Regions from separate parts of the Homo sapiens genome. Here region 2 is linked to region 1. Evidence: chromatin contacts called from ENCODE Hi-C or POLR2A ChIA-PET data. All regions are on one chromosome and are shown on one strand. Each heading gives the region's core, a stretch centred on a gene start or an enhancer-like site at or near the end of the contact. The rest is flanking DNA. Distances are from core to core; before and after follow the strand shown.

Region 1 (3,849 bases), core at 578-3,077:
GCCATGTGCAGGATATAATCTCCTGGTGTGCCATTTGCTAAGACCATTGGAAAAGTGCAGTATTAGGGTGGGAGTGACCCGATTTTCCAGGTGCCGTCTGTCACCCCTTTCTTTGACTAAGAAAGGGAATTCCCTGACCCCTTGCACTTCCTGAATGAGGCAATGCCTCGCCCTGCTTCAGCTCATGCTCGGTGCACTGCACCCACTGTCTGACACTCCCCAGTGAGATGAACCTGGTACCTCAGTTGGAAATGCAGAAATCACCCATCTTCTGCATCACTCACGCTGGGAGCTGTAGACTGCAGCTGTTCCTATTTGACCATCTTGACTCCACCCCCCTTAAATTTTTATTCTAATGCACATTAACGTAAATATCACACTATTTTTTATGTCTATTTATATTCACCTGTTTTGGCGTGAAAGGTAATATTACGTTGAAAAACATCTTTTTTTTTCTCTTTTAGTATTAAACTTTTATTTTAAGCTCAGGGGTAGATGTGCAGGTTTGTTTAGATAAACTTTTGTCATGAGGGTTTGTTGTACAGATTTTTTTTTTTTTTTTTCTTTTGGAGATGGAGTCTCACTCTGTCACCCAGGCTGGAGTGCAGTGGTGTGATCTCGGCTCACTGCAACCTCCACCTCCCAGGTTCATGCAATTCTCTCCTGCCTCAGCCTCCTGAGTAGCTGGGATTACAGGCACATGCCACCACGCCTGGCTAATTTTTGTATTTTTACTAGAGACGGGGTTTTGCCATGTTGGCCAGGCTGGTCTCGAACTCCTGACTTCACGTGATCTGCCTGCCTCAGTCTCCCAAAGTGCTGGGATTCCAGGCATGAGCCACCATGCCTGGCCTGTTGTACAGATTATTTTGTCATCCAGATGTTAAGCCTAGTGTACATTAATTACGTTTCCCAATCCTCTCCCTCCTCGACCCTCCACCCTCTGCTGGGCCCCAGTGTCTGTTGTTCCCCTCTCTGTTTCCATGTGTCAACATCACACTATTAACATTTGTAAATGTATATCTGTGTATCACCCCCAAATTATCATGCTTACCCTATGAGTACCCGTACCACAGATTGAGCAAAACCAGCTTTAAGTACTCAGCTCGGCTGCCCTGCGTTAGTCACCTCCCTCCACCAGTGCATACCATGAGCATAAAATAGTTTCTGGGAGGTCAGTGATTCACTTGGTATTTACTTGTTTTCTAGACTTTAGGAAAAAGGAAATCTTTCTATATGAAAATCATGTACACATCTACAGAAAACCTCATCTTTGTTGTGTTCCAGAGCTTTAAAAGCAAGCAGCACATCTGCTGCAACATCCTCTCATGCCTGCATCAGAGCCTGGAGCCCACCTTGACTGGCGCCCACACCTGGCAGGAAAGGTGAAGGTCCTGTGCTTGCTCCTCCTCTGCTCTGCTGGTCACCAGCTGGTGGGTCAGTCAGCTGGACCTGCACAACATTGAGGAGGCTGGTGGTGACCGCTGCAGCTCTGCATAGTTGGGGATTTGGGGATGTGGAAGGAAATTGTTTAACTCTCTGGTGGAATCAAACCAATCAATATCGCTATTTGGGCTTTCAATTAAAAACAGAACAATAAATCCTATCCTCCTTTTTCGCAAAGCTTCACTTATGTCCTACATTTGTGTTACTGACAGGAAGTTGGGGGCTGCAGAGAGTAAATTTTGGTATGCTAGGTATATGCCCCTACAAGGAAGATCAGTGCTCAATAATAATGAGAAGACTTCCTGGCTTTTCCTGCCAACTCCCAGGAAGGGTTTACTGCCTTGCAAAGAGTTCTAACTTCTTCAAAACAAGCTCTCAGGAAAGGGCCGGAGAGTAGCTCTTTGTTAATCATTGATTTTACTGAAGTGATTCCAGGGATCGCAGGTGCAAACAGCCTGTAGGACCAGCTTTAGAAAAAGCCATGTCACAAAGACACGTGGCATTTGACGTGCACATCAGCATTAGAGATCAAAAGGGACTCTGTGTCTGTAGGACTGGAGAAGGTATGACCTGTCTAAGGAAGACCCCCTGGTGCCAGTTGTTGGTTTGTGTGTGTGTGTGTGTGTGTGTGTGTGTGTGTGTGTGTGTGTGTGTGTTTGTTTTGAGATGGAGTCTGGCTCTGTTACCCAGGCTGGAGTGCAGTGGCACGATTGCAGCTCACTGAAACCTTGGCCTCCAGGGTTCAAGTGATTCTCCTGCCTCAGCCTCCTGTGTAGCTGGGACTACAGGCATGCGCCACCAAGCCCAGCTAATTTTTGTATTTTTAGCAACAGGGTTTCGCCATGTTGACCAGGCTGGTCTCGAACTCCTGACCTCAGGTGATCCACCCACCTTGGCCTCCCAAAGTGCTGGTATTACAGGCATGAGCCACTGTGCTGGGCCGCCAGCTGGTTTTGATATACATGTTCTAGTCTTCCGATTTGTAAAATAATCCGAAGATACAGATTTTTTTTTCCCATGAGAAATTTCCTGGTAGTTTGTAACTTTAGAAACAGATAAAAGAAGGACACTGAAGAATCTAAAAACCAAAAATGAGTGGACTGAACCATAAGTCACCATTGGACAAACTTTTGGCATTACCTTTTATCACAGGACTCCATATTGTAGAACTTCTCTGCCATTGTTGTATAAAGAAGTTGATTCCTCTTTATCAGTTGGATAGGGTTATGGAGAAGTCAAGAGAGTGAGAGATGGAATAAACAGATTAGATTGTGTTAAAGTTCTGCTTTTTTGGTAAACATAAAACTGGTTCAATATCTGCAGTTTCAAAAAGTTTAACCTAGGTTCCTCAAAAAATTAAAAATAGAATTGCCATATGATCCAGCAATTCTACTTCTGAGTATACAACAAAAAGAATGGAAAACAGGATCTCAAATAAATACTTGTACATCCATGTTTATGGCAGCATAGTTCATTGTATTAGGCTGTTGTTGCATTGTTACAAAGAAATACCTAAGACTCAGTAATTTGTAAGAAAAGAGGTTTAATCGGCTCATGGTTCTGTAGGCTGTGCAGGAAGCATAGCAGCATCTGCTTCCAGGGAGGTCTCAAGAAGCTTCCAGTCATGGTGGAAGGCAAACAGGAAGCAGCCACATTTCATGGCAAAAAAAATAGGAGCAAGGAGCGGGGGAGGTGCCAAACACTTTTAAATGATCAGATCTCACAAAAACGTACTATCACTAGGACAGTACCAAGGGGGATGGTGATAAATCATCCATGAAAAATCCACCCCCATGATCCAATCACCTCCCACCAAGCCCCACTTCCAATATTGAAGATTACATTTCCATATGAGATTTGGGTGGGGACACACACCCAAACTCTATCATTCATAATAGCTAACATGTAGGAGCAACCCAAGTGTCCACTGATGAATGAATGGATAAACAAAATGTGGTACACACATATAATAGAATATTATTCAGCTGCAAAAAGGAAGGAAATTCTGACACATGGATGAAACTTGAGGACAGTATGCTAAGTGAAATCTGCCAACAACAAAAAAAGACAAATAGTGCATGATTCCACTTATATGAGGTACTTAGAATAATCAAAACCATAGAAACAGAAAGTACAGTGGTGGTTGCCAGAGGCTTGTGTGGAGGAGGGAATGGAGTTACTGTTTAATGGGCACAGAGTTTCAGTTTTACAAGATGAAAAGAGTTCTGGAGGTAGATGGTGGTGATGAACATATAGCACTACAAATGTACTTAATACCACTGAACTGTATACTTAACATGGGTAAGATGGTAAATTTTATGTTATGTGTATTTTACCACAATTTTAAATAACTGAGGAATAAAAAGTTCAGCCTGTTAGAGTTGTTGACAAATATAATGACTA
Region 2 (3,849 bases), core at 462-2,961, 270 kb before region 1:
TACAGACAAGATGGTAGGGAGTGCCAGCCGTCACTCTCATGTTGAGAAATATCTCACTGTGCCATGTTCCCAGTCCAGAGCTGGTTAAATGGAGGAGATGAAGGAAGGATTAGCCTGATGCCCATCCAAGGTAGATAAGAGTGAGAAGAGCTGGGCTGGTTTAGGAGGCAATGGTAGGATTTTAGGAATGAGACTTTGGCCTGGTTAGTATCTGTAGCTCTACCAGAAAAAACACTAACCCCTCCAAGCCTCAGGTTTTTCCATGTGTAAAACAGAATAAAAACACTTTCCTTATAGGATTGGGGTGAGGATTAAATGTAAAATAAAGGGTCTGGCTTGTAGTAATGTTTTATAATTTTTTTAGTTTTTTGAGATAGGGTCTTATTCTGTTGCCCAGGCTAGAGTGCAGTGGCATAACCATGGCTCACTGCTGCCTTGACCTCCGGGGCTCAGCTGATCCTCCCACCTCAGCCTCCTGAGTAGCTGGAACTACAAGTGTGCACTATGATGCCTGGATAATTTTTTGTCTTTTTTTGTAGACATAGGATTTCACCTTGTTGCCGAGGCTGGGCTCAAATGATCCGCCTTAGCCTCCTGAAGTGCTGGGATTATAGGCATGAGCCACCACGCTCGGCCTATAAATGCTTTATATTTTTATATAATAAAAATGGCTCTAATTTGGCTTTAGACTTCGGTGGCTATTATCAATTAATCAGTATCTATTTTGTACTTAATAGGTACAAAAGGAAACAGAAATATCTAAAATCTGGGGTGACAGAAAAGAGATACATAGAACAGAAAACCACGTGATCAGGGCCAAGTGGCCCATTTCTACTAGATATCTGGAAGAGGGGAGACACATGAACTGGGTAAACATTTGAGGATGAAGAGTAAAGGGACTTCCCTTTTCTCAGCTCTAAATTTGAAATATTCCTCTCTCTTCCTATGTGGGTTTTTGTGTTCCTCAGAGGAGAGACCTAAATTCTGAGGCGTGGACAAGAGAAGGTCAAATTGCTGCTCACAAACAACGAATCAGGCTGGGTGCCGTGGCTCGCTCCTGTAATCTCAGCTCTTTGGAAGGCCAAGGCGGGAGGATCCCTTGAGGTCAGGAGTTGGAGGCTACAGTGAGCTACAACGGTGTTCCTGCACCCTAGCCTGGATGACAGAGTAAGACCCTGTCTCTAAAATAAATAAAAATAGGCCGGGCGTGGTGGCTCACCCCTGTAATCCCAGCACTTTGGGAGGCCGAGGCGGGCAGATCACGAGGTCAGGAGATCGAGACCATCCTGGCTAACACGGTGAAACCCCGTCTCTACTAAAATAAGTACAAAAAATTAGCCGGGCATGGTGGCCGGTGCCTGCAGTCCCAGCTACTCGGGAGGCTGAGGCAGGAGAATGGTGTGAACCCGGGAGGCGGAGCTCACAGTGAGCCGAGATCGCGCCACTGCACACCAGCCTGGGCGACAGAGCAAGACTCTGTCTCAAAATAAAATAAAATAAATAAATAAATAAATAAAAATAAAAATAAAAACAAAACCAAACCCCAATGAATCAAAGCCTTAGGTCCTTTCTGGATTTACCTGTATTAAAAAAATTGTTTCCTTTGCCTGTTAAGGAGAGCCACTGAGAAGCAGTGTGAGGGGTTCCGTTGCTTCTGCACCTTCCTGACTGCGGTGGGCAGAGTGTCAGGAAACCCTGCAGGCCAGGCCACACCACCAGGAGAAACCAAAACAGAACAAGAAACCGCGTGCAGCAGAACACGGAAAAGTCCTTTGTTGTTTAAAGTTTTTATCTTGCTTGTGGCAAGTCTGACGATTCAGCAACCACCACAGCTGCATTGGGCTGAGAGTTTCCTTGTAGGTCTTTTCTCCAAAGCCGGAACAATAGCAGGGGGTTAGTCCTTCCCTCTGCCCAGCTCACGTTCCAGTTTCTGAAATGGGTTTGGGACAAGCAGAGCTTGGAGCAGCCGCCCTGAGGTTTTTATCAGACTAATTCAAGTGAGAGGAGGCAGAGTAAAACTAGCTGTTTAGGTTCATGGGTGATGCATTTCTGGGCATGAACTTCAGCTCTCTGTATCCTGATGTTGAAATAAGTTGAAAGAGTCAACAGGTTTCCCATTACTTGGTTAATGGGAATTAACCAAGTTCCCATAGTAATGGGGACCCTTAGTATGGTTAATGACAAAGGATCATGAAGATTGAGGTTTCCAGACCTTGCTAGGGATACAGTGAGGATCTCCCAGCCACCATACTTTCTCTCCTGTGAATCCCCCCAATCACTTGTCTCCCTACTGTGTGCTCTGAGCACAGGTGACGGGGACCCTAAACCAGGGAGCAGCAAAAGGAGGGAAAAGGAAAAGCAAGGCGACGTGGCACGCCTGTGGCAATACCTGCCAAGTGACGTGGGGGTGCTACATGTTCTCAGAACACAGCTGCGGCATGGCTGGCAGCTGGCCTGGGTGTGGCTCTTGAGGGGAGCTGCTGGGCTCGGTGCCGCTGGTGTCTGTTGCAACCTCACTTTCCTTATCTGGGAAATGAAGGCATTGGGGGTGGTGGGGGAGTCTGTCTGCTCTGTCCGTCAATCGTTATTACTGAGGCTCACACATTGTTGAAAAAGTCAAAGAATGTTTTAGGAAAACACATTTTGTAGGTATTTGTTCATTCATTCATGGATTGATTTATCCTCTCACTGAAACTTTGTTTTTACACACTGACTCTGTGCTAGGTACTGAGGGTACCAAAACCAATAAGACTGGATTTCCTGTGCTCCTGGGCTCACAGTCTTGTGAGGAAGATAGATACATATGCAGATCATTCCAGAAAAACAATCTGCTTAATAACAGAAGTGTGTGTACTGTGTTCAGCCCTGCCTGGTAGTGTTGAGAAGGCTGACACGAGGGCCAGGTCTTGCAGGAAGAGTAAGGATGCCCAGATGGTGAAAGCATATTTCAGAGGAAAGTCTAGAGCTTGCAGAAAAGAACTTTACCTGAGAGCCATGGTAAGGCTGAAAAAGAGTTTAAGGAGGCAGCAAAAGGCAGAGAAGGAAACATGGATTATCCTGTTCTATATTGGATTATCCTGTTCTATATCCAGGTGAGATTCCAGTTTATCAAGAGAGAAAAAGTCTCCCTTTTTCTTTACACTAAGAAACGCTTGGGTCTTTGCATTGGGATGGCCCAACACTGTTTATATACTACAGAGCAGGCCACTGATGCTTGTTTTTACCAGGCTACGCAGAGGAAGGTATTTCTTGTTGCTATTTCTCGCATAGACCTTTGATAAAGGCTGAAGACTTTATTAAGACTGTTGTGATTCTTACCCTTTATAGAGTCAAAGCCTCCTTCGAAAATGGGAGGAAAATAATAAGCACATAATTTGCGTAAAATTTCAGAGGTTTCCAGAACCATGTTCGCAACCCCCAATGCCCACTCATGCATTACAGGTAAAGACCTTCCACCAGGCTTAGGCTGTGAACCAGGGGACTGGAATAACCCAGCCCAGATATAGAGCTTTATGGCGACCTGGCCTGATGTTGGCATTAAGTTTGGACATTGTTGAGGAAGAAATGTTACTAGGCTGACCTTTCGTGGGCTATGGCCAAGTTTGGGTGAGGGCAGAGTGTTGACAAGTGCCCTTTGCCCTGATTTCCTGTGGCTTGGTGGTCCTGGATCTGGGAAAAGCAGAAGCAGCTTTATAGCTTGGTTTGTTAGTTGCCTGCCAAAGGAGCAGTAACCTGCGATGAGGTTTGTTTGGCACATTTTTTTTTTTTTTTTTGCCATTTATTCACTTGTTATACTCGAGTGTATATGCTGGTTTGTGTACTTTCTTTCGACTGGGGTTGGTGTATCAA

Evidence for each region. Hi-C counts contacts between places; a loop is a spot of excess contacts on that map. ChIA-PET counts read pairs that join two places held with the same protein, here RNA polymerase II (POLR2A). Pooled maps may share reads with other maps.
Region 2: a loop to region 1 is called in a map with no recorded cell type, with 3 times the contacts of the local background. The contact joins two enhancer-like sites. A Hi-C loop is called at or near these places in 1 of 168 maps with a recorded cell type or tissue (HCT116), 4 of 37 single-sample maps with no recorded cell type and 6 of 50 pooled maps. POLR2A ChIA-PET finds 5 or more read pairs at or near these places in 2 of 52 experiments (T-cell and activated CD4-positive, alpha-beta T cell).

Annotation. Positions count from the first base shown.
Region 1 is chr4:38,448,589-38,452,437 of GRCh38, forward strand. It overlaps LINC01258 (long intergenic non-protein coding RNA 1258), which reads right to left. Exons shown (of 8, transcript NR_110951.1): 5 at 2,587-2,651; 6 at 1,356-1,452. Among named protein-coding and RNA genes, the nearest start is that of LINC01259, 59 kb to the right of the region's middle. RefSeq lists enhancers at 3,546-3,695, 3,706-3,775. Within about 2 kb of position 1,828, at least 5 of the 41 ENCODE cell types and tissues checked have a DNase peak (open chromatin) inside an H3K27ac peak, as active enhancers do.
Region 2 is chr4:38,175,385-38,179,233 of GRCh38, forward strand. No RefSeq gene overlaps it. Among named protein-coding and RNA genes, the nearest start is that of LINC02513, 190 kb to the right of the region's middle. RefSeq lists an enhancer at 2,180-2,449. Within about 2 kb of position 1,712, at least 22 of the 41 ENCODE cell types and tissues checked have a DNase peak (open chromatin) inside an H3K27ac peak, as active enhancers do.